Regions from separate parts of the Mus musculus genome. Here regions 1, 2, 3, 4, 5 and 6 are each linked to region 7. A link is a loop called in an ENCODE intact Hi-C map of the cell type or tissue named here. Cell type or tissue: left cerebral cortex. All regions are shown on one strand. Region 1 overlaps Tmem178b (transmembrane protein 178B). Region 2 has its middle 22 kb from the start of Agk. Region 3 holds the start of Mrps33 (mitochondrial ribosomal protein S33). Region 4 overlaps Tmem178b (transmembrane protein 178B). Region 5 overlaps Agk (acylglycerol kinase). Region 6 overlaps Agk (acylglycerol kinase). Region 7 holds the start of Tmem178b (transmembrane protein 178B).

Region 1 (4,000 bases), 180 kb after region 7:
GCAATACCTCTCCTGGGCATATATCCAGAAGATGCCCCAACTGGTAAGAAGGACACATGCTCCACTATGTTCATAGCAGCCTTATTTATAATAGGCAGAAGCTGGAAAGAACCCAGATGCCCCTCAACAGAGGAATGGATACAGAAAATGTGGTACATCTACACAATGGAGTACTACTCAGCTATTAAAAAGAATGAATTTATGAAATTCCTAGCCAAATGGATGGACCTGGAGGGCATCATCCTGAGTGAGGTAACACATTCACAAAGGAACTCACACAATATGCACTCACTGATAAGTGGATATTAGCCCCAAACCTAGGATACCCAAGATATAAGATACAATTTGCTAAACACATGAAACTCAAGAAGAATGAAGACTGAAGTGTGGACACTATGCCCCTCCTTAGAATTGGGAACAAAACACCCATGGAAGGAGTTACTGAGACAAAGTTTGGAGCTGAGATGAAAGGATGGACCATGTAGAGACTGCCATATCCAGGGATCCACCCCATAATCAGCATCCAAACGCTGACACCATTGCATACACTAGCAAGATTTTATTGAAAGGACCCAGATGTAGCTGTCTCTTGTGACACTATGCCGGGGTCTCCTTTCTATTCTAATATTCCTGCCCTAGGGCAGGGGCTGTCCACACTCATTGTGGGGCTCAATGAGCTCAATCTACAAATGCCTTCACAAACATGCCCAGAACTTGTCTCCTCCTAGGCGATTCTAGAACCTGTCAAGTTGGCAATCAGTGTCAACCGTTCTAGGAGGGGAGGCAAGGTTATGTTTGGTCTTGTTAGGCCACAGTCCTGCTTTTCCCTGCGGCTGTAAACTGGGCAGCACCACAGGTTCGGGCTCTTGATTGCGTCCTAATGCCCTGCTGGAATTCTAGGTGAGTGTTAAGACTTAACAGGTAGAAGTCAGAGCCATTGTTTGCAGGGAAAGTGGCAGATGGTGTGTTGGTAGAACTTCTGGTGGTGGGAAATAGGTCAGCCTAGACAGAGACCTATGGATGGATATGGATGGAAATCCCAAGCACAGGCATGGCCAGTCATACAGGGCTCTGCAGCTAATACATTAGGATGTGGGGTGGGGGTGGCACATCTCAAACTGAAAAAGTGCCTGGGAGCCGGGAATGAATGTGATTGCCATCATGACTTTCATAGTGAGGGGAGCTCCTGACCTGTCCTAGGCTCTCTGCCAGGTTCTCCAATTCCTACCATACCCAGAGCAGACACGAGTGCTGGAGATGCAGGCTCAGTGTACAACCTGCCTTTCTACTCTTCTCTCTTCTGTCAACCTAACAGCAGAAATGGCCTGTTTTGAGCGGCAACCTTCACAGAATTTTAGCCCTTTAAACCTGGAAGAAACCGCAGTAGGCTTTTAGCCTCTGATTCCAACTTAAGGTATTGTTGTCTTTAGTCTCACATGCTGCAGAAGCTGGAGGAGAGCCTTAGAGACTTAGGCTGCGGGAACCTCAAGGGAGCTAGCTCCGAGTGCATCCATTTCCCTCCCCTACTGTACAGACAAAGGAACCATACCCAGCACAGGGGTCGTCCAAGGAGAGAGGGTAGTAATACCCAAACTGGAATCAGTTTGCAAGCCAAAGGCTGTTTTGTACCGACACCAGAGCTTCAAGCCACCTTAAAAACACACACGCAGAGAAAAACAAACAGTCTCACCTAGTGAATCCATTGGATTTGCATACTTCTCTTGGGGTTCAGCAAATGCCCACATGCTCGGCTCTGGTTTTAAGTAGATACTGTAGAGAAATCACATCAGGTGCTCTCTTTCTCCCTCTGCTGGCTCTTGGTGCTGATTTTCTGAAACCGACACAGACATTTGGGCAAAGAAATGACTTCAAATAAAATGGAGGCATGCATGTGATTGCTTTAGAAATACTAGAGGAATCTATAGCTTTTTCTTCAAGAAGCAAAAATCAATCCAATGGGGGGGAAACATCTCTCCCTGTCTCTCTTGGTTTCTCTTGACTACACACAATGGCAAAGCAAAAAAAAAAAAAAAAAAGGAAAACTTGAAAAAAAAAGTTGACAGCATTTCTATGATTCAGCTAGCAATTTGCTGCGGTATCCAGGGAGACAGCTTCTCACATACATTAGCATAATGTGAAATGGCAGCTAGAACTGGAATTTACTGTCTAAGCAACTCAGCCTGAATAGCCGTGGACGACAATGCAATTTAAAGGAAATCCAAATATTAGGCTTAAGTGACTGATATAGCCCTGAAACTTCTTCATTTTCAGCATATGTGGTCCAGTGTGTTCCCTCCATCCTATTTGGCATTCTTGGGCAGTTGTTTGGGATGCAAGGTTAACAAAGAAAGATGTGTGGCTAGTTCAGATCTAATACAGCATCCAGCCAGCATCGGTTCACACTGCTCATTGCCACCTAAATACATTTTTCTTTCTTCATGATTTTTTTGGGGGGGGGATTTTCTGTTTTCATTGATATTCAAATGCTGATGTTTGTTCTTCCTGTCCCCCCCCCCCCCCCGCCGCCCTCTTTTTGACTTAAGAATGTATCTCTTGGCTTTCTAGTTATTGGTAACATGGAACCGCTGCAAATAGTAGGGGAAAGGGAGTGCGCTTTCTCTCTCTCTCTCTCTCTCTCTCTCTCTCTCTCTCTCTCTCTCTCTCTCTCTGTGTGTGTGTGTGTGTGTGTGTGTGTGTGTGTGTGTGTGTGTTTAGAGGGGGCTGATGATCCTGGGGAAGAATGTCCTCAAAGGAACACAATTCCAGAAGAACCTGGACACTATCACGGCCTTCTTACTGACCTTTGGCTCCTCTTTTCCCTTGTCCTCCTGTCTGCATAATGCTATTCCTGGGATTGAGGTTCAGGCTAAGTAGAATGGGACTATCACGTTGTTCAGGCAAGTGAGACCCATGGACATACTAGCAGTTTCCCAGGAACAATCTCCCACGTGATAGCCCATGATAGCCCTTCTTCACTACTACCCTGTGATTATGCAAGGCTTAAAAACACCTGAGTGACCTGGAGGCAGGGCCTTCCCTGTGTTACCTTTAGAGGTGGAAGGATATTAAAAGGCTGGGGTGAGAGAAGTTCCATCTGAATACATTCATTTGTAGTGCCAGCTGTTGTGACACCACTAAGACGAGTGGGTGTAGGGTAATGTTTAGGCTTTAGGGCTCACCTGTGATGGCAGGACATGAGCCAAGGATGTGGTAATTCAGGGTCCTGGACACTTAGTGCATAATGGAGACCATCAGCAGGGTCTCTCAGTGGCTTCTGTAGTGCGAGAGGAACAGACCCCAGACAGCAGCAGCAAGATCAAGCCTCCCCAGGAATCACTATTATTTTCCATAATTCCCTTGAAAGGCTCACAGCATGACTTAAGTCTAATATACTCATGGTTTTAGTTTATTACAGCTGAAGAATATAGAAAAAACTCTCTCCAGGTGTGAGATACATCGAGAAGAGCTCAGGAGATTCTAAATTTGGAGCCTCTAGGAGCCTTTAGTTTCTTCCCTTTTGGAGGAATAGAAAGCCACCCTGTCACAGCATCAGTATACCATGACATACATAGAGAGTAATGCCAATGAGAGAGGCCTGCATGTCCCTTGGTATCTTTTTTTCCCTTTTGTGTCAGGAGGGGGACTCTGTCCTATAGGCAAGCGTTATCCTAGTCTCTAGCCCTTTTAGAGCTTGATCTGACAGGACAATATCTAAAGTTCCGACTCTAAATCAATGGGTATGACCCAAGGTCCTCAGAATGCAGAGGCATTCCCATGAAGGGTCTCCTTCTTGGGCATAGATGTGTCCTCTCATCCTGGGAGAGGTTGATTCTTTATCATACAGCTTCTCTCTGATTGTCTGTGTCTTTCTTCTTTGAGACTCCTTTGCCAACTGCAGACATCTTCAGTTAAGCTGAGGTGTTCTGGAGCTGTGTGTGAGACAGTTGGTTATGGCGGAGGTGAGAGAACCACAATGGGGGAGGTGGGGGGAAAAGCTGTA
Region 2 (4,000 bases), 430 kb after region 7:
TGTGTGTATTTGCACATATGTGTCTAAGCACCTGTGGAGGCCAGAGGTGGATGGTGGATCCTTGGATCCTTTCTATCACTCTCCATCTTCCTTTCTGAGTCAGCATTTCTCACTGCACCGGGAACTCACTGACTCATCAACGATAGCTGGCCATCAAGCTCCAGATAGTCTCCTGTCTCTACATCTTCAGCACTAGAATTGGAGGTGCACACCAACATGCTCAGTTTTTTTACATGGGTGCTTGGGACCCAAAGTTAGGTCTCATGCTTGCATGGTGCGCTGGCTAGTTTTATGTCAATTTGACACAAGCTACAGTCATCTGAGAAGAGGGAAACATGATGGAGAAATGCCTCCATAAGATCACATTATAGGCAAGCCTGTGGAGCATTTTCTTAATTAATGATTGTTGTGTGTGTGTTGGGGGGGGGGCGTATTCCAGCCCATTTCAGGTGATGCCATCCCTGGGCTGATGGTTCTGGGTCCTATAAGAAAGCAGGTTGAGGTAACCATGATGAACAGGGCAGTAAGCAACATCCCTCCATGGTCTCACCCTCGGCTCCTGCCTCCAGGTTCCTGCCCTGCTTGAGTTCCTGTCCTGACTTCCTTTGATGATGAACTGTGATGTTGAAGCATAGCCATTTCTTCCCAAGTTGATTTCATCATGGTGTTCTATCACAGCAACAGCAACCCCAACTGAAACACATGACAAGCACTGACGAAGCCACCTCCTCAACTCCCATTCATTTCATTTTGTTGCTGATTAACATTCCAATTTAGAAATGCATTCACAAAAGATTTTGCTTGGAAAAAATAACCAAAGACTCTATTGCCTTAGAATTAGATTAAAAGAAATGTCCAAGAACTGTGTCAGAGATAAAACTAGGGTAAAGGGGAACCTTGGTGTGAAGGAATGGACAGAGACAGCACAAGGCTTCTTGAAGATAGTGTATATTGGTAGAAGATGGATTGTGGATGCAGATAGTGAGTATTGGTAGAAGATAGATTGTAGATGCAGATAGTGTGTATTGGTAGAAGATGAATCATGGATACAGATAGAGTGTATGGACAAACGATGGATCATGGATGCAGATAGAGCGTATTGATAGAGGGTGGATTGTGGATACAGATAGTGTGTATTGGTAGAGAGTTGACTGTGGTTACAAATAGTGTGTATTTATAGACGGTGGATTATGGATGCAGATAGTATGCATTTGTAGAAGATAGATTGTGGATTGGCCATGAATACAAGAGTCACAACATTCTCCTAATGTCTTCTTATTGAAGCACAGGCCAGCTGCCTGTTTCCCAAGTACAGGGCCTGAGCACACCCCCTACTCCATGATATCTGAGCTTCCTACTAATCAGAGGTTAAGAAAAATAATAATAATTAAAGTCCTGTATCTCTTGACTGTATGGACGCCACAAAATTCCATCCTGCAGATACCCACATAAGTGAGTGAAGAAGAAAAGCTAGGTCCCCATATTCAGGGAATGAGGGAAACGGATGAGTGGGCAGAATAATGGGTCACAGATCTTGTAAAGAAGTTGGAGCTGCTGCTGCAAAGCTCAAGCTATGTTTAACTAGGTGCTGAGCTCTTGTAGAAGGACTGTTTGCATCAGACTCAATCCAAACCTTTCCCCAAGATCTCCTGCAACAAAACTAGACTGGTGCTGGTTAACACAGGAAAATACTTGGGCAGTCTGTCCTCTAGTCATCTACTACTGCCGGATCTTTAGCGCCACCTCGTGATATGCTTCTCAATCGGGCTGCTTCACAGAGGGAACCCAAATGTCTTGGTTTAAAGCTGCAAGGATTAAAGCTTTCCTCTTAAGGTGCAAGATAAGAGACTCTGTGGTAATGAACAAATCGAGAGCTTTAGGATTAATGTCAGAGAATTTGAAGTCACACAACTTAATCTCAGCAATTACACGCACAATTAGCAGCAGGATTTTATATGTGTACAAATCGTTGTGGAATTTTGGACATGAGCAATTTTGGACAGCGAGGCCAAGATCAAACGTTCAATCTATGCAAAGGCAATGAAGAGCCGAGAAGTCGGAAAGAGAATCTGACCCAGAATATAAGCCTTCATGAAATGGCCAAGGCCAAATGTCCAGTAAATTAGACAGGAGCCCCAACTTCGTGAAGTGTCTTTGGCTTTTTGGCAGTACTACTTCAGAGAAGCCCTTTCCCTTGCAGAGTTGTTGGGCTTTGCCAAAATGGCTTTGATAGTCTAAGGATGGGTCAGTCAGCTTTATTCTAGTCTGAATCCAGAAACTGTTCTTCCGAAGGTTTGGGTCACTGTCCTTCAGACAGTTCCTATAATGTGAAGGGAAGTTTATTATACTTGTTAAGCATACATAAAATATCTATAATGGTGACTCTTGTCTTCTTTATTTCCTGCAGAAGTTTATCTCCACTTCTATATCTTTTTTTGAAAAAATTTTTTAAATTTTTATCTGATGTGAATGCTTGTGTGCTGAAGGCATGTATGCATGCATGCAGGATCCCTCAGAGGTCAGAGTGGCAGATGATTGTGAGCTCTATATGGGTGCTGGGATCTGGACCTGGGTCCTCTGCAAGAGCAGTAAGTGTTCTTAACTGCTGAGACATCTCTCTGGCCCCCCCATATATTTTTAATTTTGGTGAGTGATTGCTAGTGGATTATAATTATGTTAATTGTACTATTAATAAAGGATATTCAAAATCTACTTTAACAAACATCTGGCTTGGAATTAAAAGGGGGAACTTGTATTTATTTGGCTACAGATGCAGACTAGGTGATTTGACATCTACTGATTTGTTTAATTGGAATGTTATGTTTATACCGATGAAGAAACAGACTCAGGAATTTTAAATGGCACCCTCAGGGTTGTACATTAAAGGAAGAAGCTGAAAATTAAATCTATGTTTCCTGTCTTAAAGTCTAGTAGTATTTTTATTGTACTGCATCAGTCCAATACAGTCAATGTGTCTGTATTACTCTCAATTTTAACAGTACATAGAACACTATATACTGTACCAGACTTCCTTTTGCAAATTCACCATGCTCACCTGCATAGCAGACTTACACTGAGTTCTAAAAGAAAGCATGGATTTAGTCTCATGGTCCTCAAGCTCATGAAATTATTGCTGTTGCTGCTGGTGGTGGTAGTTATGCTGCTGCAATTACTGGTGTGTGTGTGTGTGTGTGTGTGTGTGTGTGTGTGTGTGTGTGTGTGCTAACTTTCCTCTGAAATAGTCCTCTATAAAAAAAAAAAATACTGCAAAGAATGCTGGCCTACAAGGTAGTGTGCTGGAGTCTTACTGGAGAGGTGCAGACTCTGAAAGGTGGAGTGTTAATTGAACAAACATACAATCTTCTGAAGTAAGACTTCCACACACTTGCCAAAATAGTTCTGTGGGCTCTGAGGCTTTGTTGCTGGACTAAGCAGCCTTGAACTGGACAATTCAAGATGCTTACAATGAGATTTGGAAGGAATGGTACCTAAGAGTGTGTGAGAGCACAGCAGACTTGTCAGTTGTGTTTCCCTGTGTCATCCACCCTAAGCCAGTGGAGTCAGTGCTCTGTCATTGGAATATGGCTTAAATCTTGGTACCACAGCTTAGTGGTGGTGTGGTGGGGAACTCTTTCAGAGGCAGGGCTAAAATCAAGGTAATTAAGTATGTGTTTCTACCCTCATAAATATATTAATGCTGCCTTTCAGGAATGAGTTAAATTTCTGCAAGGAGTGAATTAGTTCCCATGGAATCAAGTTGTTTAAAAGGGAGCCTAGCACCTCAGCATCACCTTGCTTCCTTGCTCACACACATGCCTTTTCTGCCAGGAACTCTTTTCTCTTCCATTTCTCTGCCATGTTGTGATTCAGCCACAGGGGCCTATCACAAGATGCTGGTGCTATTAGTAAGAAATTGTTTGGACTTTAGTGCTACCAGAACCAGCATGAGCTCAGTAAAGGTGTGTGTGTGTGTGTGTGTGTGTGTGTGTGTATCTGTATG
Region 3 (4,000 bases), 60 kb before region 7:
CACACACACACACACACACACACACACACACACACACACACACACACACGATGTACTTTTTAAAAAAGCTTCAAAAATTGCATTCGTTTATTTTGTGCTGGTATGTATGTATGTATATATGGACACACATGTGCTACAATACACAGGTGGAGGTATGAGGACATTTAATCGTCCCTAGTCATTAGGGTTGACTGCAGTGTCTTTGTCCATTGAGCCATCTCACTGGTCTGTTAAACTTTAAGTATAAACAACACATAAATAAACCAACAGAGGTCAGTTGTGGCCTTCAAACCTGGCACTTCAAAGCACAGGCTAGTGGTTCTCTGTGCGTTCAAGACCAGTCTTGTTCTAAGTGAAATTTTAGGCAAGCCAGGGCTACATGGTGAGACCCTGTCTCACCACAAAAACACAGGCTAAAATGCCTGCTTTCTGTAACTGGTCCTAGGGCGGATGCATTGCTACCTCCCTTCTCCCTTCTTTAACTTAAAAAAAAAAAAAAAAGAAGAGGCTGGAAAGATGGCTTAGCAGTTTAGGTGCTTGTCACCAGGCCTGCCATCTGACTGTGATCTCTGGGACTCCCCTAAGGTGACCTCTGCATGCCTGAGCACACACACATACATGTAAAGGGCTATTTAAAAATTTAGGACGTTTTGAGATTTCAGTATGCTTTCCTAAAGGATTTCAATTTTATGAAAGAATATAACCTTTTAAATTATATAACATTAAGTCAAATGATTTACATGCCAATTAGATTTCAATTCACATAAAATTATCCTAGGAGTTACACAATAGGGTAAAAATTAAAAACAAACAAACAAAAGTTATTTGTGGGTGGGTCTGTGTGACTATGTTCCCAGGGAGGCAAGATGGAGAGGGTTCCCCTAGACCAGTAGTTCTCAATCTTCCTAATGCGGCGTTCCTTTAATACAGTTCCTTATGTCGTGCTGACCCCTCTACCATAAAATTATTTCATTTCTACTTCATAACTGCAGTTCTGCTATTGTTATGAATTTATGAATTGTAATGTAAATATCTGATATGCAGGATATCTGATATGTGACTCACAGGTTGAGAACCTCTGCCCTATAATGGTGTTATACGTGGTTGTGAGTTATCTGACTAGAAACTCAACCTGGATCCTGCAAGAGCAATATGCTCTATTAACTACTGAGCCATCTCTTCAGCCTCACAAATTAGTTCCTTTGAAATATCATGTTTCTTTAAATGTGAATGAAAGAAAAATACAGGTGAAAATAACCGTTGAAAATGAGAAGCAAAACCAAATTACTTAAATATGTCAAGCAAAACACATAAAGCCCACATCTGAAAATTCAGAACTCTTTTTTCCCCTTTTGGCATAAAAAGATAAGTTTATCTTTCTCATGGATCTATTTATTTAAAATGCTTGCAGGTACACTTGTGTGGGTATAAGTGTAGGTCAATTATCAACATCAGGAGTACAATTTACCTTATTATTTGAGTTTCGACTGACAAGGAAAGCTGAAGGCATAGTGCCTGCCTAATCACGACCCAAGGAATGCATACGAGTTGTTACTGAGAAGCAACGTGCTCAGAGCATTTAAAAACTGGTACCAATTATTTTACTGGGTCACAGGGCATGAACCCCTCCGAACAGATAACTTTATTTTTTTTTTTTTGTTCAGCATGCACAACTCATACTCTCCGCTGTCTGATTCGCGCACTCCTCCGGCGCTGGAAGCTGTAGTAGAGTCATTCATTTTCCCAAGCATCATCTAAACTGCATTTTAAATAACAATCAACAAATATCGCCGGCGCATCCCACACAAAACTGAGTGCGAGGGCGGGCTCACTAGGAGAAAGGAAGTGCGTTTTTGGTTTGTTCAGTTCCCCACAGGATAAGGGGAAAGCCTCGGGTGTTTGTGGGGTACACGTGGAAGCTCCAGGAAGGCCCCTAACTGACTCGACTGGATCTGGCAATTCCACCAGGTTAGGGACCCGGGTCCGCCCGCACCGCCGCCGCCCTCTGCTGTGACCCCAGCGCTCCGCTTGCCTTACCTGCTCCTGACCTCGCGCACGCGCGTCCCCGGAAGGCCCGCCCCCCTTTACTTGCTTCCCAGCTCCAGAGAGCAGGAGAGAGGCGGAAGCTTGATGGCTAGAGCGGAGTCGGCGGACAACCCGGAACTACTCTCACTCCCTGGGGGCGGGACCTCGGGCGACACCTAGCGGCCGCGCTCGCTCTGAGCCCAGGGCCTCCGCCCGCGAGGAAAGCCGGGTTGTGTGGGTGTGGTTCTGAGAGTGGGGGAGCCTTGGCTATCCAGGAAGGTTCTAGAGGGACCACACGCATCATTTTGTCGAGAATAGCCAGAGCTGAGTCCCTCCTCGCTGAAGCTCCTTGCTCTGTGATAATAGAATGAAATGCAGTATTTTTCCTTTGTCTTCACGTTTCATTTTTCTTTTCATTAGAGCTTATGCTCTTTGCGTTCCAAAGATACTTGATGCTAGCTCAGAGTCTTTCTGACCGTGTTGGGTTCCTATCAATCAAGGAGTTGAGCTGTGGTTCTCTTTTCGGGGTACAGGGATAGAACTCTTGGATAGGAGATAGACAGGAGCAGTAACACAGAGAAATTGTGTTTTGGAAGATAGCCTAAGTTCTGCTTCTCTTTGTACATTTGGATAAGCTAGTGTAAAACTCTGTCCCCAGCCTTTTTCTTTTCTTTTCTTTTTTTGTTTTGTTTTGTTTGTTGAGACAGGGTTTCTCTATGTAGCATTGGCTGTCTTGGAACTCACCGTGTAGACCAGGCTGGCCTCAAACTCAGAGACCCATCTGCCTCTGCCTCCTGAGTGCTGGGATTAAAGGTACACACCTGGGCCGTCAATCCCAGACTCAAACTTTTATGATAAACTCTCAATTGTTTTTTAAAAGCAAGATGTCTTAATTGTGGAGCAAGAAAATATCGTAACGGACAGTATGAGATCAATCATGAGATCTTGAGCAATCTCAAAAGAAATCAGATATGTGGGCCAAGAAAACTGCAGCTTTATCTGCGCAGCTGTGTCAGCTGCGGGTCAGAGTGCCCTTTACCGTTGACTGTCCTTGGGAATGAAGATAGGTTGCTCATACCGCATCAACAACTAAGGTACCGGGGTATTTGCCTACGTGTGCACCAGTGAAGGGTCAGCATCCTGCAGAGACCATGACTTCATTACGATATTATTTTCATTGTGGGCTTGGCCAGGATAAGCTTTTCTAGAGGATCCTGAGAAGAAATATCCTTCAAAAGTGATCTGACCCACCGTGACTTAGGAAAGAAAAAGGCTCGCCCTACTCTATCACTATGACACCCACTTTATAAATGTAAGAATTAAAAAAAAAATACGACGGGGAATCTACTGTGCTCTTGCCCTTCTCTTTGGAACAGCTCACTCCTTGAAATCTTCGCTTGCTTTGTTAGATAAACTGCTTACACTGTGTGTCTCCTCTGAATTTCTTCCTTGAAAAAACAAGAGCTGAGAGACCGCCTCTCATAAAAAAGGCATGTCTCCTCGGCAAGCCTTTCACTGACAACAGAAACACTATCAGTATTTCGCTCCTTGCAAAATCTGCTTTCAATAGAGCCACCTTTTATAGGGATTACTATACAGTGCCTATTGAGTGCTTGGTAGGTCGATTGAGAAACGAGTGCTTATTTTCTGAGCATTAATCAAAGTCTTACATAAATACAGTAAAATAGATTTTAGAATTGAGGCAAGTCAGCAGCAAGTTCTATATCTAGAGGAGGGCATTCAATTGACATTGTCTTTGCTCCTATAGAATTTGTGTTTGCCAAGTTTTAATATGTTATCAACTCACATTATAGTATGCAATCTTATTAACATTTACACCAAGGCTGTTAAAGTCCTATGCATAACTACAGCCACCTACCCCAGTGTCCTAGGCGGCAACAGTCCTTGGAGAACTTTCACTTGTGTTTTCTGTTTCTGGAGGTTTGGGTTGTTTTTAAACCAATGTTTTATAAAC
Region 4 (4,000 bases), 270 kb after region 7:
ACCCCTCCCTCATGCTAACCCACCAGACAGTACTTAATTCCCCAGGGGAAGTTTAGGTCATTTATATCGACACCCATTATCATGTGTGTATAGATTTCAGAGAATTTCCTATCTCTGTTTTCAATAGTTTAGCCCTTCTTTCTCCAGATCAATTTGTTGTCAGCTGTAAGACTCACCATCAGTTTTAAAGATGCTAAATATCACTCTGCTAGCAGCCCTTGCTAAGAAGCCACCTCTTCCCTTTAGGCTTCCCTGAACAGAAAGCAACGTGAGAGATTGAGAGAAACTTGTTATTATATTTGTTCCCTAAGCCAGGTCATTATTCACCCTCCTCTCTTTCCCTTGTCTCTTCTCTTCCTCTTTCTCCCTCCTTTCTTCCTCAACCCCCAAATCCGGGACCTTGAACATTCATTCTAGACAAAACACTCTACCACTGAGCCATACTCTCAGACTAAATTAGCTTTTTTATACAACACCCCCCCCAAGTCCTACCCTGTATCCTCAACCCTATGACATCTCATTAACTCAATTAAAGTCAGTTAAATAGGAAACTTTTATTTATGACTAAGAGCTTATGCTCCTTTTATCGATATTAATACTTCCTTTTTAAAAATAGAATTCTTTGTAGTTAGATGTGAGGGTTCCCTTGTTTGAACTATGTGGCTTTTTCATTAATAGGGAAACATTCAATGCATAGGCATCCATCAAAACAACTAGTTTTATGAATATTAGGTCTTAAGAAGTTACAGTTTAGACTAGTCACCAACACATGTAGAACCAAAATTTTAAGAGCCTTAATAATAAATCTTAGCTGTCCAGTCTTTCACATACGTGCATATACGCATACTTACGCACATGTCCTTGGGCAACCCATTCATTGTGACGATGCCTGACTTAGCAGCCAGCTTTAAGAGGATACGCTAGAGTTTGAAAGGAAAAGGACTGCAAGAAATTAGGAGATTCTGCCATATAGAATCCCAGAGCTTTGCATTAGTGTGTAAAATCAAAGGCTTTGCAGCACTTTATCCAGGATCTGTTTCACTTGTGATCTCTTCTCTCTCTCCTGACTGTTGCAGAGCATCTCTGGCCTTAGTGCTTTCTTCTTACTGCTTTTGCCCTACCAGCTTGCTGCCCTCCTTGTGGCTGAGCCTTGCATAATTAATGTACCCAATGTTGTATATGGAATTTCTCTTCATCATCGTCTTGTAGTAATTACTATGCTATCGCCCAGCCTCCCATATTTACACTGTGCTAACCTGAACTCCAGTCTCTCCTAATTGACCCATTATCACCAATTCAGTTGTTAGCTTACTCTAACCACAATGACTATAAAAGTTATACTAATAAACCACTTTTAGAAAGGCTGTGGATATATTTTAGCTCACAGTGGCTTATATCCACTTATGCTAGGCACCAGCAGCCATTTCTCTAGGTCTACCCTACAGTTCCATTGAATACTGGATGCATTTTTAATAAACAGTCTTCAGAATTGGTGGCTATTTATAGAAGAAGGCTATATATTTTGGACTGTTTCTTTCTTGAGTTCCTTCAGAACTGTTGAGTATATGTCACCGCACTTTGACAATTAATTTTATTTTATAAGTTTAATTTTGTGTCATGTTCACCACATTCATGGTAGCCACATGACCGTTGCTTCCTTTTGACAGGATAGGTTGGGGACAGTAAACTCGATAGATCCTTGAAGATGGTTATGATTGATGACAGCCAGCCGTGCCAATCCCACGGGCATCCGATAGCTTTTCCTTTTTCCAGCCTCCCACACATCTTGGGGCATCCATGGAACTGCCACGGAAAGCAAGAGGAAAGGAGACACCTTCTGGAAGCTCTGGGCAGCAATTTTGATTCTGCATAAAAGCCTAGATTTCCCAGGAAGGAAAAGTCTTTCCTCTGTCCTTCCCTTCCTGCTCTGCGTGTGAGTGTAGACTTGTCCAGTGTAGACTTGTTGTCTGCAGCTGCTGTGCCACGCCTGTCATCTGAGTGTGATCAGACAGTGCGAGCAACATAATGCTGACCCTGCTTCCTGGCATTCTTGTGCTCCTCTACTAACTGTACTAATCCCCTTTAGACTTAGTGTGGGATAGCATGAACCAGCTCCTCGTGGGTCAGATTTCTGATACTTGTAGTTGAACACGTTTTTGATGGACTTGGGCTTAAAATGCTGTGTTTGACCACATTTTTTTTTTCAATCTGGGATTTAGGTTAGACTCAAGCTTTGGTCTTTAGATGTAGTTATAAGCAAGAATCAAGCAGTTTAAAGGGGTTGGGGAACCAAAATGTCAACTAATCCTCCTCGATAGGAAGAAAGGTGCACAGTTGACTCTTCAGCCCTGCAAGGGCACCCAGGGGAGATACCACCAACCACCATAGGCAGTTCAGCTAGACAGGCCTAAAAGAAGAGGAACGGCCAAGGGCCAGAGATTCAGGCAGAGAGAATGGAAGAAGAGGTTAAAAGGCATTAAACTGGGGAAGGCATGGGGGTATCTCACAGACATTTTCTAGGCCAGAATAAGGTACTATTTTAAGGGAAGTAGCTGGGTATGTGTTCTTGAACCATGTTGCTAGGTCTGGAATGATTGTGGCAGTCACTGGCTGGTCTACCAAAGCCACATCTCTGGGTTTCGCTTGTGTACCTGTGTGTGTGCCATGTGGCTGTTTGTCTCCACCATCCTCTTAGGACTTAGCATGAGGGAGCAGGACATGAGGAGTAACCCAACTAAAGTGTCAAGCAACTTGGAGACTATTTTGGAAAAACAGTACTAAGAAAACATTTGCATGAGAGCATCCTGAACCTTTGTGCCCATGACAGATCCTGGGAAGACCAGGAGAGTGGTCAGGCTGAGCTAAGACTAGAAAATCCCTCTACAAGTCTGGACTTGCTGAGATGTGTAGCTTCCAGTGCAAAGACATTGTATGTTTTAAAAGAATGACTTATCAATGTTTAAAACAAGGAGATTTTTGCATAAATCCTCATGATCTGTCTTCTATTACAAAGACAGCCATCTTGGCATTAGTAGGCTTGCATTTCTGCATGGCAGGGTGGCCCTTGTTGTGCAGCCTGTCCTATGCTCTCTCTGGCTTGCTATTGTCACCTCCTTTATTACCTCCATGACACCAAGGGTAAGACTTGGTTCATCACCAGTCTTAACAGTGTTGTTCTCTCATAATAGAGCCTGTCTTTCTAAAGAGTGGGAAAAATGAAAGAATAGATTGAGTAGGCTGTATGTTTCTTACACTAGGCTCACTTCATCATTAAAATTAGCTGCCTACCCGCACTTGTAGGCCTTAGAATTTGCAAACCTGACTCTAACTGGTACAGTCCACAGATGGAAATTTGTCTTCATGCCACCTTCAGACTCATTCTTCTTAGGAGAGAGAAGGTGAGAAGGTTGATCATTCTTACAAGCGCTCAGCATCTTCAGTGCATGGGAATGGCTAAATTAATTCCGCTTTCTAGACCCTTTGCTGCAAGACAGCTAGTCTGACAAATGTCATTACTAATTAGTCCACACCGAGTTAGGGGAGGGACTCGCTATCTGCTGATCGTAATTACTGCTTTTCATTAGGGCTGTAGATTAAGACATGCCAGGTGATCTCTGCCCAGCACAGAGGCAGTCTTGATTGACAGGAGGAGGGCCTTTATTTTCAACTGACCACTAAGCCTCTGTCAGGGCCATTTGCCAGGACAAAAGGCATTCGGTTCCAGGACAAGGGTATAAACATATGGACATAAACATGTGATGAAAGGGATCTGTTTTGGTTTTAAAATGCACACACACACACACACACACACACACACACACACACGATGCTTCCAGCCTGATCATCTCTCATGTTGTACAATAAAATGCTGTCCCCAGGATACCTATAAAACTGCTGCTTTCTTCTTCAATTCTCCCCTAAGTGTGAAAGCTTAACACGTGTGCAATTTTTTAAAAGACCTATTAATTAGTCAGACTGTTAATTTGTCCACTAAAATAAA
Region 5 (4,000 bases), 520 kb after region 7:
CCTCTTCAGGAATCCCGACTTTAAAGAGAAGACAGAAAAGGCTACCCTGAGAGAAACAGGAAGACAATAGAGCAGTGGCTTTTAAGTGAGCAGATAGATGGCTGTGTTTTCATATACCCAGAGCAGGGGAGGGAGGAGCAGGAAGTGAAGAGAAAGGAGACAGAGAAGATGACTGAGTTGGCTAAGCACATACACAGACAGGATAGGATCCAGGGTTCCTGCACGGGGGAAGGGCTTCCTTTGTCACTGAGACAGTAGAGAAGCAGCAGTTAGGACCAAATGAAAGTGACATTGGAGAGAACTAGGACGTTCTCCCTGATATGCTTTGAAAACTGTTTGAAGCTATGCTTCTGAAAATGAAGCAGGAGGACAGGTGATAAAGGCGGCACAGAATATTTAACCATAAGAGTCTAGAGACTCTGCCAGAGCCTGAGGGTCTGTGATGTCGCTGATAGGCTCCTCTAACTGGTTTCTGTCTATACCTGCAGTATGATTCCCCCACTCTCCAATAAATGTTAAGCCCTGATTTAGGGATCCCTCCTTCCTTTACACACACACACACACACACACACACACACACAAATAATAATAATAACAATAGATAAAAATGTATCATAAAATATCTTGTGTGAGAATGATGGGCTTTGAAGCATGAAGAGGCCTCAGGCTGGATTTGAATTCTGTCCTCTATATGGAGTCTGATACCAGCACTGAAGTAGGTGTTTGATGCAACTGATTTCATTACTTGTTTGTGTGCCATCGATAAATTGAGGGTAAGTTTAGCATAGGACCACTCTGCTCATTCATATTGATTTCTGTTCTTTGGATAAGTAAGTGTAAACAGTAGTTGTCAATTCAGTTTGTTTTTCTCTCTGTTGTATGTTAGGGAACATACACAATCACTATGTTCATGGTTTTTAAGGTAAGGTTTGAAGTCGTCATATTCCCAAGTGAGGAGAATTCTGCTCATTGAAGAGACAATTAAATTATTAGAATTCTGACCTTTGCAGAGCAAAGCCCCCTGTGTTAGGAATTATGTGTACATGATGAAAGCTGTTTTCTTCTTCATTAACAGGAATGGCCTCAGACTCATCAAGCCTCCATCTCTTACACGGGACCTAGAGAGAGACCTCCCATTGAGCCTGAAGAGACTCCTCCCAGGCCGTCTCTGTATAGGAGAATATTACGCAGGCTTGCCTCATTCTGGGCACAGCCACAGGATGGTGAGCAATGTGGTGACTAGATTCCAAGCCCTGTTCAGCTTAGAAGTGGCCTGGAGCAGACTCCCAGAATCAGTACTAGATAAGTTCCTGGTGAATTCAGACTCCTGGGTGCTGTCAGGACAGGCTTCAGTGTCTTGTGACTAAGCACCACCGTTCCTCGTCCTCTTTGTCACTGACATCTGTGCTAGTGAGCTGCTTTCACTTGAGGACGCTTTAGGCATAGAGAGAGAACCTGGTATTTATCCCTGCTTTACAGAAAAATGAAATAAAGAATAGAGTTGGACAAAGGGCTGGGGAAGCTGACTACCAGCAGCTCAGTAGTCTCCCTCCCTCTCTCTACCCCCCCCCCCCCCCCCCGTGTGTGTGTGTGTGTGTGTGTGTGTGTGTGTGTGTGTGTGTGAGAGAGAGAGAGAGGGAGCGGGCAGGGACAGAGAGAGAAGTGTCAGTAGAAACACTGACCCATGTCTGATGGATTCCCACAGCCTCCTCCCGAGAGGTAAGCCCTGAGGTCTGGAAAGATGTACAACTGTCCACCATTGAACTGTCCATCACAACCCGAAACACCCAACTTGACCTGATGGTAAGTGCACTCAGTTTTTAAAAAAATGAATTTGGTGTCTGGGGAAAAAGTGACAGGTGCTTTTCTTGCACTGATTCAGTATTTTTCTGTTTACTCTGTGGGCATAGAGATGAAAGGCTCAAGTAGAGGGAGGGGTGGTGTGCCTTTGAGGAACAATTGCACTGGGAAGTGGTAGCTGAGTGCATTGGGGCACAGGAGCTCACGGATCTCTGAACACACATTTTGTTCATGCGTGCCCGTGCATAGAGGCTCAGACCAGAAGACGATTTGTTTTCTATTTATACAAGTAATTTTCGTCTCCTGGGAAATATTTGCAGACACAACCAGCCCCCTTTACCTTTGGAAATAATTCCAGTTGAATTAATGAACTAAACTAAAAAATAATAAAACTACCTAAGTATTAAGTAACATTTAAGTGATTATTAGTAGAAACTTGAAAAGTACAAAGAATTTTTTCTAAACATGACACCTAAGGCAAATTTTATATTGATACATTCATCTACTTATTTAAAAAGATAAACTTGGGAATGACAGCTGGGGAGAATATTAGGATATGGCAGACCAGCAATTATTAGCTTTCCTTATCACAGTCTCCTAGAGTAAATCAATAAGGAATGAACAGGGACAATATTAAACAATGGGCCAAAGGCTAAAAATAGAAAATGCACAAAGGGAAACATTTTAGGAAAAATAGCTCATGTTTATTACATGGGAGTCACTGTCTAAGAATCTTACATGAATTAGCTATATTATTCTCAGATTTACACCGTGTGTGTGTATGAGCAAGACCGTTTAACTGCATTTCATACTAAGGGTAAAGAAAAAGTGTTAAGGAGCAGCAGCTGAGATAGTAACTACTGGGTGCCGAGTGTTACCCAGCCCGGCAGCACTCAGTGGTGGTGTGCATGGGGAGCTGGGCCCTCTCTTAGCCTTCATGAGGCTGTAAGCTGTAACTGTTTGTTTTCAGCTGTCGTGGCAGGGGTGCGGTGGTTTAGTTTGTGGGCACCAGCACTTACTGTCCACCGTCTTCCCTTACTTGACACAGAATTATGAAACCACCATGAAGGGATGAGGTTGAACAGTCCTCTGTTGGGAGAGATTTTTGAGAAGAAGATAACATTTCTATTACACACTCTCTTTATTCTCAGTCTGTGGTAACGCTGTATTTGCAGTGTTTGCTCCTGTTCTTTTGCCATTGTTCTTTTCTCCGAGGACTGAATCTCTGAATGCATTGCGTGCAGTGAGCCTGTGGTTGCAGCTCTCTCTAGATGAGCCACATTCAGGCCGCTGAATGCTCTTATCTTTGTGCTAATTACAAAGCTCTGTGACACTGCTTCTTATCTCTAGTCAGTTCTCTTTCCTTCACCACTCTGCCAGAGCAGATACAGTAAAATAGTCACATACTGTAGCTGTCATGTAATAGTTAAATATTTACTTATCATTAAAATAATATCTCCATAATAAGAAAACAGCTTTAGGATTGTGGAATTTCAGAAATTTAATGTCTCTTAAATAAGCATGTTTATTCTTTAGTAGCACAGTATATTAAATAGATTGAGTAAATAACTATTAATGCTTTAGTTTAAAGTAATATATAATCTTTATATTTACTAATGTGGCAAGATGCTCATCATATATTGCTGAGTGATTTTAAATGATTTTCATGAGATAGTTACTTCCATTGTTATTTTTAAAAAACTTGCCACCTATAATTGAGTTTTGTGAATAGCACAGGTAAAGGCTCCAATTTTATTTACTTATTCGAGTAGCCAATTAATCAGATCAGTTTATTGACTCTTTCCCCTAGAGATGGACAGATCATTGTGTGCTAGAAACTGAACTCAGCTCCTCGAGAGCAGCAACAAACACTCCTGAGCCGTCCCATCAGCCCCATGCTTTCTATAAATACTTGAGGGTGTTTATTAGGTTCCTCATAGAAGTTTTATACGGTTGCACTGTACACATACAACTTGAGGAAAAATGGCATTTCTATAGTATTGACCCTGTGGCATATCAACGTGATGTATCCCTTCCTTTACTGAGGGCTTCAATATCTCTCAAGGTGTTTTATGATTTTCTCTCTAGTATTTGTCTATTGCTAGGTATACTCATGGTTATCTTACTTTTGATACTATTATCAGTATAATCTCTTAAAACTTCATTTCTCTGACTGAAGAGACAGACATGTAATTGTGTG
Region 6 (4,000 bases), 520 kb after region 7:
TTAAAAATTGTACTACCACCAGTGCAATCTCAGACTCCTTGTCTGTTTATGACACTTTGTAATATAGTCTGATGTACTTCTAGTATACCCGGTTTCTGTACATTCAGTAATATACTGCTTCATTTTTCTGTGCATTCCCTTCAGTGAAATGTAAGTTCTTTGTGGGCAAAATTCCTTCTGTGTTAACCCAAATATTCTGAGGGCTGATGAAATGTGGCTGACTCTTAGTAGGTAGTTGGATGAAATGTGAAATGTAGATTCTGAGCGGTCATTATGTCAGAACAATGTGTTTTGTAATTCCTAGTTGAGAGATACAGCTGTGCTTTAGTGGTACCTTTGAAACTCAGGCAGTGGCTCACAGAGGCTTGTGTATGCTCTCCTGGGCCTACAAGTTGTGAACTTCCCCAAGAAGGCCATACAGAAGTGTTGGGATTGCTTAACTGAAGGCTAGGCTGGTGCTGCTTGCTAATGACTAGCAGGAAACTGAGGAGGGGGACAGGATTCATGACTCTTTTCATAGCACTTTCTTCTGCATCAGGCTTTCAGAGCTTTGTATGGATAGAACCATCAAGTTTTGCAACCGTTATTGGGAAATAAGTAGGTTGCTATTGTCTGCTCCAGTTGCATTTAGAACATTTTAGAGAACCCAGACACCTGTGGGCGACAGCTTCATTAGCCCAATTTCCAAGTCTTAACATTCCCATTCTTAATCTTTCTAGAGCAAAGAGGATTTTATGAACATTTGCATTGAACCTGACACTGTCAGCAAAGGAGATTTCATAATCATAGGGTAAGTGCCTGGTCTGTAGGAAATGGGGCTTCATCAAGGAACTGGTGTCCTCAAACCTTTCTATCCAGAGTGTGCTGTCTGTCTAAGATGGAGACCTGCCAACGGCCTTGTCTGTCTGGGAATTCTGGCCTTCTTTTTTAGAATGGAGCTGGCATGTGTACTTTTGCCCTCTCTGCTCATTTTGGGAAGAACAGAACGTTAACAGTCTGCCTTTCCATTGAAATGAAAGAATTCGGTGTTTCAGGCCGTGCTAAGGACTATCTATAGTCTCAGGGAGCTTGATTGCCTCCTCACTGGCTCTGGAACTCTAAGGCAGTTGACTTGTCTGAGTCCTTTCTCATCTGTAAAATGGAAGGTTATCATCATGTCTACTACCTGAGGACTACTTGTCAGTCTCAAGGAGGCTTTTGACATTGAGTAGCACTTCCCGGCGACTTTTACTGCGCATGCTATTCACCTTGTTTTCCCATTCCCAGAACATCAAGGACAAACTTGAAAGGACACTGAATATCTACTTGGACATTTCCTAGGCTTCCCCTTTTCTAATACAGTAGACTCTTCCAAGTCCTGCCTGATTTGTTAACTCCTGCCTTGGCTGGAATTTCATTGGCTGAGTATTCTGTAAACTCTCCAGACATCCTCAAAGTATCTAAGGAGCTGTATGTTCGTTCCCATGCCAACCCGTAATCTGCTCAGCCTCCTTTGCTTTGTCCTGGTGCTCCCTCTTGTGCCCAATTTAGGGATTGGACATTGCTCCTGCAGCAACTGTGTCTCCATGGCTGCATCATTATCTATTCCAGCATTGGCTGCAGCACACTTTTCATTAGTCTGTGTTGTTCTCGCCTTTGATACAAATTCTTCAGATACTGAATGGTCCCTTCTGCAGCCTTTGATTACTCTCGCTGTATGGGAAAAGGAAGAAGGAAAAAAAGCCTGTCCCTTCCACAGTGTGCATAAATCGCACAGTATCTTAAGTGCGTCTAGCTAATGGGAGCAGCCATATTCAAATCTCCTTTATAAAACTGACACCCAAACCAAAAAAACCCACTGTATCAATTAATTAAATGGTATTATGTTCAGCATTCTTTAAGCAAGTTTCCCTTTGGTCCTTAAGAGAAGTAAATTTGTGCAATGCATGCATCCACTAAATATCTCAATGAAACCTGATGAAGCTGGTTCTGAAACTCTGATGACAAATTCATACATGAAAAAATTGCTACTTCAAAATAACAAAAGATTTTTTTTTGAGACAAAGTCTCTTATAGCCCATGCTTGCCTTTAACTCCCCAAGTAGCTCAGGCTGGATTTAAACTTCTCCCTCTATCCTTTTCTCTCTTTTTGTATTTACCATAATTAACTAAATGGAGTACATGTGTGTTGAGGTCTCGCATGTTTGTGTCTGATTGCTTTACTCCAAGGCTACTTAGCAAAGGTAAGTGTGCTAAGGAGGCTGTTATCTATGGAGAGTGATGAGAAAATAGCTAAGACTATTTATAAGGGTAAAAGCATTATCTACCCTAAAGCAGAATAAATTGCCCTTCATAAAGGATCACAAGGACCAAGGAACAGAACTTTGATGCTTTCCTCAAATGACTGAATTACATCTTAATTTTTACATTTGAGATGCACAACTAGATAGATAGATGTAGAACCATTTTAAAATTAAGAAAATTGAGAGAAACTTCATGGCAGCTTTATGCAGTTCTCACTCCACAGCAAGTCAGTCAGTCTCGTAGAATGTACCCCAACACTGGTTAGAATCCCAGGGAGACTTGTTCACTGAGCCCTGGTCTCCGCACTCTGCCTTTCTTGCCCTCATCGGTGGGCTTTTCTGAGGTCTATTGCAGTTGCCATCAAAGATTCCAACCTTGCTTTTTCTTATACTAATAGAAGTAAGAAGGTGAGAGACCCTGGCCTGCGTGCAGCTGGCACCGAGTGCCTCCAAGCCAGCCACTGTACTCTGGTTCTTCCTGAGGTAAGATGGACCACAAGCTGTTTTGAGTTGATTTGTCTTTTTCTCCATTTTCTTCCTCTTTCCATATTAACGCCTACCATTTAGGTCCCTTCTGTTTAACAACTCGTTATCAGGTCTGAGTTAAAGGAGACCAGAAAAGAAAGGCAAACGCTTCCATGCTACTGATTTGGAGCAGGCCTCTGAGGCTTAGCGTCTCTAGGCCAAGGTTCTCCCTCGAAGTGATCCTTAGGTCCCTAACCTTTGCTTCTTCATGCCAGGAATGCAGAAGATGTTTATGATAGTATTATCTGAAGAATCTTCCATTTGGTGGGTATCGGGTTTTATCTTTCCTGTAAAGTATGCTATAGAGTACCATTCTTAGAATAACAACTTTTGTAAATAGGAATAAAGAAGTGGCGGTACTTGAATTGAAGGTAACTTGACTGCTGCGGCCCCAGGTCAGATTTACTCAGGCCTCTAAAGAGTTATGGCCATGCTGTTGCTGTACTGCATTGAAACTGTAGGCAAATGCAAGGTGTTGACATGTGTGGCCAACATAATTTCATGGAGCAAATGCTGAATTGAATGAGCTATGGCAGGACTGCACAGGGTCTAATGATACTAGTGTTGGCACATCCAAGTCTGAAGACCCTGAGTCTCAGGGAATAATGAAAATGAATCAGTGGACACAAAGTACCTCTCAGGAGTATCAGCTGCTTTTGCTAAGGAGACTTATTGTCTCTGGCCCTATAATCAATTTATTTTTTCCATAGTGGATATCCTGATTATGTTCTTTGACAATTTCATGTATCTATAATATGTAAATGCTCTTGCCTTCTGATAAATGTTTTAAAATTCTAATATTATTCAAGCTCCAAAGTGTTTCTTGAGATAGAAGGTTTCAAAGGAAAACCCCTCTCTGTGGACTAGAGAGTTGATGCTTCCAGAACCAGTCAGGACTGAGAGGTTTTTGTTAGGCTGAGTCCTCTGCAGACGCTTCCTCATCCAGTAAGGTCCCAGTTGTGCTCAGTACTCGCCTCTCTCTAGGGAACTGAGGGCTCCTTCAGCATTGACAGCGAGGAGTACGAAGCCATGCCGGTGGAGGTCAAACTACTGCCCAGAAAGCTGCGGTTCTTCTGTGATCCGAGGAAGAGAGAGCAAATGCTGCCGAGCACATCCCAGTGAGCGACAGCGTGGCGGGCACTCCCAGGCTGCACTGCAAGCCACCAGTGGGACCACATGGGGGATGTGTGTGC
Region 7 (4,000 bases):
TGGAGATCAAGTGGCTTCGTGATGGCTGATATCAACTATGAGAAGGATGTCTATGTGAGAGATGGGTTAGATACCACCCCTGGGTCTCCCGAAGGCAAAAAAAGAGTAAGAGCCAATGTCTGGAACATAGGGATCTAGGGTAGGGTTCAGTATAAAGAAGAACTGTAACCATCCAGTCATGGAGCAGGCTGCTCGCGCCGAGATTTGCCTTTTCCATCATGTCAGGTGTGTGAGCAGACGCTGGTCATTCACTTTCTGGGATACTTTCTCAAGAATCACACATCATTTTATGTTTGACTCTGGAGTCAATTCTGACTTCAGGGCAGTATTATTATGAGCAGGAAGAAACACACAAAAGAGTGATGCTGTAGCTAACAGGGAAGAGAAATTTGAGGCTAGATCCTGCACTTAAAAAGAGTAGATCATAGTTGGGTGTGGTAGCCCACACCTGTAATCCCACCACCTGTTAGGTTATGGCAGGAGGACTGTAAGTTCCAGGCCAGCCCATGCAATTTAATGACAGATTGTCTCAAAAAATAAACTTGAAAAAAAGATGTGTGTGTGTGTGTGTGTGTGTGTGTGTGTGTGTGTGTGTGTGACTTGGATGTGGTGGATTGAATAAGAATGGACCCATAGATTCACATATTTGAATGCTTAGTCATTAGGGAGTGGCACTACTTGAGAGAGATTAGGAGGTGTGGCTTTGTAGGAGTTCATGGAAGTGTGTCACTAGGGGCTGGTTTTGAGGTTTCAAAAGCCCAAGCCAGTCCAATGGCTCTGTCTTCCTGCTGCCTATGGTTCCGAATGCAGAGCTCTATTGTGATAATGGACTAAACCCATGAAACTGTTAAGCATGTCCCAAATCACTTTCTCTTATTAAGAGTTGCCTAGGTCATGGTGTCTCTTCCACCACAATGGAACATGAAGACAGGGGAGGTGGAATACCTTCCTAGACTGCACAACAGTTTGGCTCCCAGTCAAGCACACACACAAAGATAACAACTAGGACGACAACAGCAACATCAACACAAGAAGCAATGCTGTCTAGGTGATCAGCTTCTTAGCCCTAAGCATCAGTATCATCTCCAATATGATATATGGTGGCTCAAAACAATCACACTTAAAAGGAGGGTACCAACCAACAAACATCTTTTGTAGGATTTTTGGGTTTTCACCAAGGACAACAACTTCAAAATGGTATATTAGTGATATCCAGGAAAGAGGAGGGCAGTACCCCACATTGGCTCCCTTCCTAAGCTGGGCCTAGGACAGCACTGAGGGCCACAGGATAGCAGGCAAATCTTTGAAAGTAGGCCAAAGGCCGTGGAAAAAGTTAAAGAGTTGACCAAGAGGGGAGCAAGAGTGGATTGTGGGTGGGTTGTGGGGGAGGGGTGCTGAAAGAGGAGCATGCGTGCTTTTCTGCCTGGGCACTGCCAGTGATCCTTGAGCTGGCTTAAAGACCCGAGAGGGAACCAAGAGACCCAAGCTGTAGAGATAATCTTGCTTTGACTTCCCACTGACCTTGTCAGTTCAGTTTCCCTTCTATTGTCATATGCAGGTACCCTACTAGGTGAAAAGCACTCCCACTTAGCTTTAGGGGTAGAAATAGCTTTAGTAGTGTTTGCATGTATGCCAAATGTATCCCTATTTTCAAGGACACAAATAGAATTGAGAAAAAGATAAGGAGAAGACACCCTGGCCAAAGTCGCTCAGCTTTATCAGGGCATCCCAGGGACCTCTGAGGATGATGTGGACTAGCAGGTGCCTGTAACTTCTAGACCAGCCGAGCATCATCTAAGAACCAAGTAGGTAATCCTAATGACTTCTCTTCACGAAGTAAATCCCCTTATAGAATTCAAGACTGAAAAACAAGGCACGCCCCTCCCCCACTAGATGGCACTGAAACGCCTTGTTCGCGATTTTCAAAATGCAGGGAGGAAAAAAAAAAAAAAAGACAAAAAGAATATGGTGGAGGTGCGTTCCTTTCGACTCACAAGTCCTGCTGTGCAAAGCTGGGTCCCTAGGGCACTCTCTTTTCCCCAGGGCAGCTCTTTATCCCTCAGTGGGGAACCCCGACTTTGGAGAGAGGGTGAAAACCGAAGGGTGAGCTTTAGAATGAAACCCCTAGTATGTGAAGCTGGATGGGAGGCTCCCAGCTTTGCGGCTCTGCTTCACGTGAGAGAAGCAGGGGGCGGGGTAGGGTGGGGATGGATCCTCTAGCTGGGGCCCACCTCTTCAAGGTCTGGAGTCTCGGTCCCACCTCAAAGAGGCCCTGCGGAGGCTAAATCCAGCGGTCATAGGGAAATCACGACAAACCCTATACCGAGGTTGCCTATAACTTCCTCTCCTCCAAAATCAACTGCCCTCTCACCCCACAGCGGCTCTCTTCTGGTCTTGAACGGATCAGTTAGTTGTCCCCTTTTCTTGCCGAAGAGTAAGGACAGGTGTGTGTGTGTGTGTGTGTGTGTGTGTGTGTGTGTGTGTGTGTATGTGTTGGGGTGTCGGCCGCTGGCTCACGGCTGCTCTCTGCTCAGTTCCAGGTAGAAACGCCAGTAGCTAGCAAGGTAGTGCTTATAGCTTTCTGGGGAAAAACAAAGATCAAACGAATAGGAGACACTAGAGGCGGAAACCGAGGTGCAGGGGTTCTCCCAGAGCCGGTTAAAGACCGTTCTCTAAGCATTTTCTTCTTTAAAGAACTGTGGCGAATTTAAGGGACTTTTCCACGGTCAAAAGAGAAACGGGAGACGTAGGCACCAACACTAAATTTATAATAATACACGTAAACATGCTACATATATGTATATGTGCATTAATATGGATGTGGTGGAGCCCATACCTACCTAGACACCATTGACTTGCCTGGCCAAAGAACAAGGCTCAGACATTTCGTGCCTGGAAAATGGTGTGGTTTAACTTTAAGAAGGCTAGAAAAATAAGAGATGAGGCTCACGTTGCACGGATGACATCACTAGCTTTTGGCTGCGCGCTCCGTGTTCTCGGCTGTGGGTTTTAGCCAAGGCTGCAGCGCCTGGAGGCCGAGCGAGTGACAGCGGCTTTCTCGGGCGCCCACACCCGGGCAATGCGATTTCTGGAGCCCCTGGGGTGCAGCTTGGGCTCTCGCTCCTCTCGGGCGTCGCCTGAGCCTGAGAGGCCCGGAAGCCTCTGCAGCTCGAGGAGGTAGGGAGGTGAAGCCGAGGCGCCCAGGCTCCCCCACCCCTCTATCCCCCGCCCCATTCACCCCAGTGCGGGGAGCCGGATCGCGGGACGCTGAGGCCGGGACGGGATATTCCACACGAGGCCGAGGGATCCCTAGTCTCGGCACCCGGGTGGGCTGAGAAGAAAATGGTGCAATCTGAGAGCGGCTGACCCCAGCTGGTTAGAGCAAGCGGTGCTGGAGTGCTTGGGCTCAGGTGGCGAAGGGGGCGGGTTGCTTCGAGCAGCCGGGCTCCGGGTTTTCTTCGTGCTCGCAGCATTTTCTCAGCACCTGGGCATCTCGCACGCGGGGCTGCGGAAGGCCAGGTGAAGTGGAGCAGAAGGGATATTGGAGAGGGCCGGGTGCACACACTCCAGGAAGAAGAAGGCGCTGGAGAGAGCCGCATGACACCGGGGAGGCTGGCGGCTGGGCGGGCAGCTCGCCACCCCTGAGCGACCTGTCCATGGTGTTGAAGGAGCTCCGAGCGCTCCGGGTGCGCCCTCCTCTGTGCAGTCCGTCCCTAACGCCCGTCAGCTGCCGCCCAGTCTCTGCAAACCCCGGGCCCTGAACAGTCGCGTAACGCCGCCCGAGTGTCCCCGCTGTCCAAAAGCGGAGCTGTCTTAATGGGGAGGCCAGAGGCAGGCCATCCGGGAGCTCGCGGGCAAAGGCTGGTAGAGACCATGCGTCTGCGGGCAGCTCGCTTCTGAGAGCACCCGTGGGGTCGGCAGGAGTCAAGGACCTAGTGGTGATCAGAGGACTCAGGCTTTGAAAAGACCCAACCTGGAAAAGAACAGTTCTGGGCACGCG

Evidence for each region. Peaks named below come from ENCODE experiments on the same cell type or tissue, not always from the same donor. Only the 100,000 strongest peaks of a DNase experiment are listed, where the experiment ranks them.
Region 1: it touches region 7 in a loop (2.8-fold over the local background); 7 of 42 quality-filtered maps call a loop at or near these places.
Region 2: a loop joins it to region 7, with 7 times the contacts of the local background. A loop is called at or near these places in 9 of 42 quality-filtered maps.
Region 3: a loop joins it to region 7, with 2.7 times the contacts of the local background. A loop is called at or near these places in 3 of 42 quality-filtered maps.
Region 4: a loop joins it to region 7, with 2.5 times the contacts of the local background. A loop is called at or near these places in 2 of 42 quality-filtered maps.
Region 5: it touches region 7 in a loop (4-fold over the local background); 6 of 42 quality-filtered maps call a loop at or near these places.
Region 6: it touches region 7 in a loop (6-fold over the local background); 6 of 42 quality-filtered maps call a loop at or near these places.

Annotation. Positions count from the first base shown.
Region 1 is chr6:40,047,932-40,051,931 of GRCm38, forward strand. All of the region lies in intron 2 of Tmem178b (transmembrane protein 178B), which reads left to right. Among named protein-coding and RNA genes, the nearest start is that of Tmem178b, 180 kb to the left of the region's middle. In left cerebral cortex, a CTCF peak has its summit at 1,812 (motif pointing left); DNase peaks (open chromatin) are centred at 1,233, 1,805, 2,103 and 3,971; H3K27ac peaks cover 580 bases.
Region 2 is chr6:40,301,847-40,305,846 of GRCm38, forward strand. No RefSeq gene overlaps it. Among named protein-coding and RNA genes, the nearest start is that of Agk, 22 kb to the right of the region's middle. In left cerebral cortex, a CTCF peak has its summit at 1,745 (motif pointing left); DNase peaks (open chromatin) are centred at 714 and 1,734.
Region 3 is chr6:39,808,827-39,812,826 of GRCm38, forward strand. It overlaps Mrps33 (mitochondrial ribosomal protein S33), which reads right to left and starts at 2,110. Exons shown (of 3, transcript NM_010270.2): 1 at 2,038-2,110. In left cerebral cortex, a CTCF peak has its summit at 2,209 (motif pointing left); a DNase peak (open chromatin) is centred at 2,147; H3K4me3 peaks cover 1,642 bases; H3K27ac peaks cover 1,011 bases.
Region 4 is chr6:40,133,920-40,137,919 of GRCm38, forward strand. All of the region lies in intron 2 of Tmem178b (transmembrane protein 178B), which reads left to right. Among named protein-coding and RNA genes, the nearest start is that of Agk, 190 kb to the right of the region's middle. In left cerebral cortex, a CTCF peak has its summit at 1,846; a DNase peak (open chromatin) is centred at 1,880.
Region 5 is chr6:40,385,739-40,389,738 of GRCm38, forward strand. It overlaps Agk (acylglycerol kinase), which reads left to right. Exons shown (of 16, transcript NM_023538.2): 12 at 1,076-1,223; 13 at 1,706-1,803. Among named protein-coding and RNA genes, the nearest start is that of Dennd11, 48 kb to the right of the region's middle. In left cerebral cortex, no CTCF peak of the experiment used is centred here; no DNase peak of the experiment used is centred here.
Region 6 is chr6:40,391,934-40,395,933 of GRCm38, forward strand. It overlaps Agk (acylglycerol kinase), which reads left to right. Exons shown (of 16, transcript NM_023538.2): 14 at 720-790; 15 at 2,681-2,765; 16 at 3,792-4,000. The coding sequence ends at 3,929. Among named protein-coding and RNA genes, the nearest start is that of Dennd11, 42 kb to the right of the region's middle. In left cerebral cortex, a CTCF peak has its summit at 1,521 (motif pointing left); a DNase peak (open chromatin) is centred at 1,481; H3K27ac peaks cover 361 bases.
Region 7 is chr6:39,868,478-39,872,477 of GRCm38, forward strand. Tmem178b (transmembrane protein 178B) reads left to right here and starts at 2,959. Exons shown (of 4, transcript NM_001360978.1): 1 at 2,959-4,000. In left cerebral cortex, CTCF peaks have their summits at 1,898 (motif pointing right) and 3,042; DNase peaks (open chromatin) are centred at 1,923, 2,125, 2,986, 3,438 and 1 more place; H3K4me3 peaks cover 2,321 bases; H3K27ac peaks cover 2,572 bases.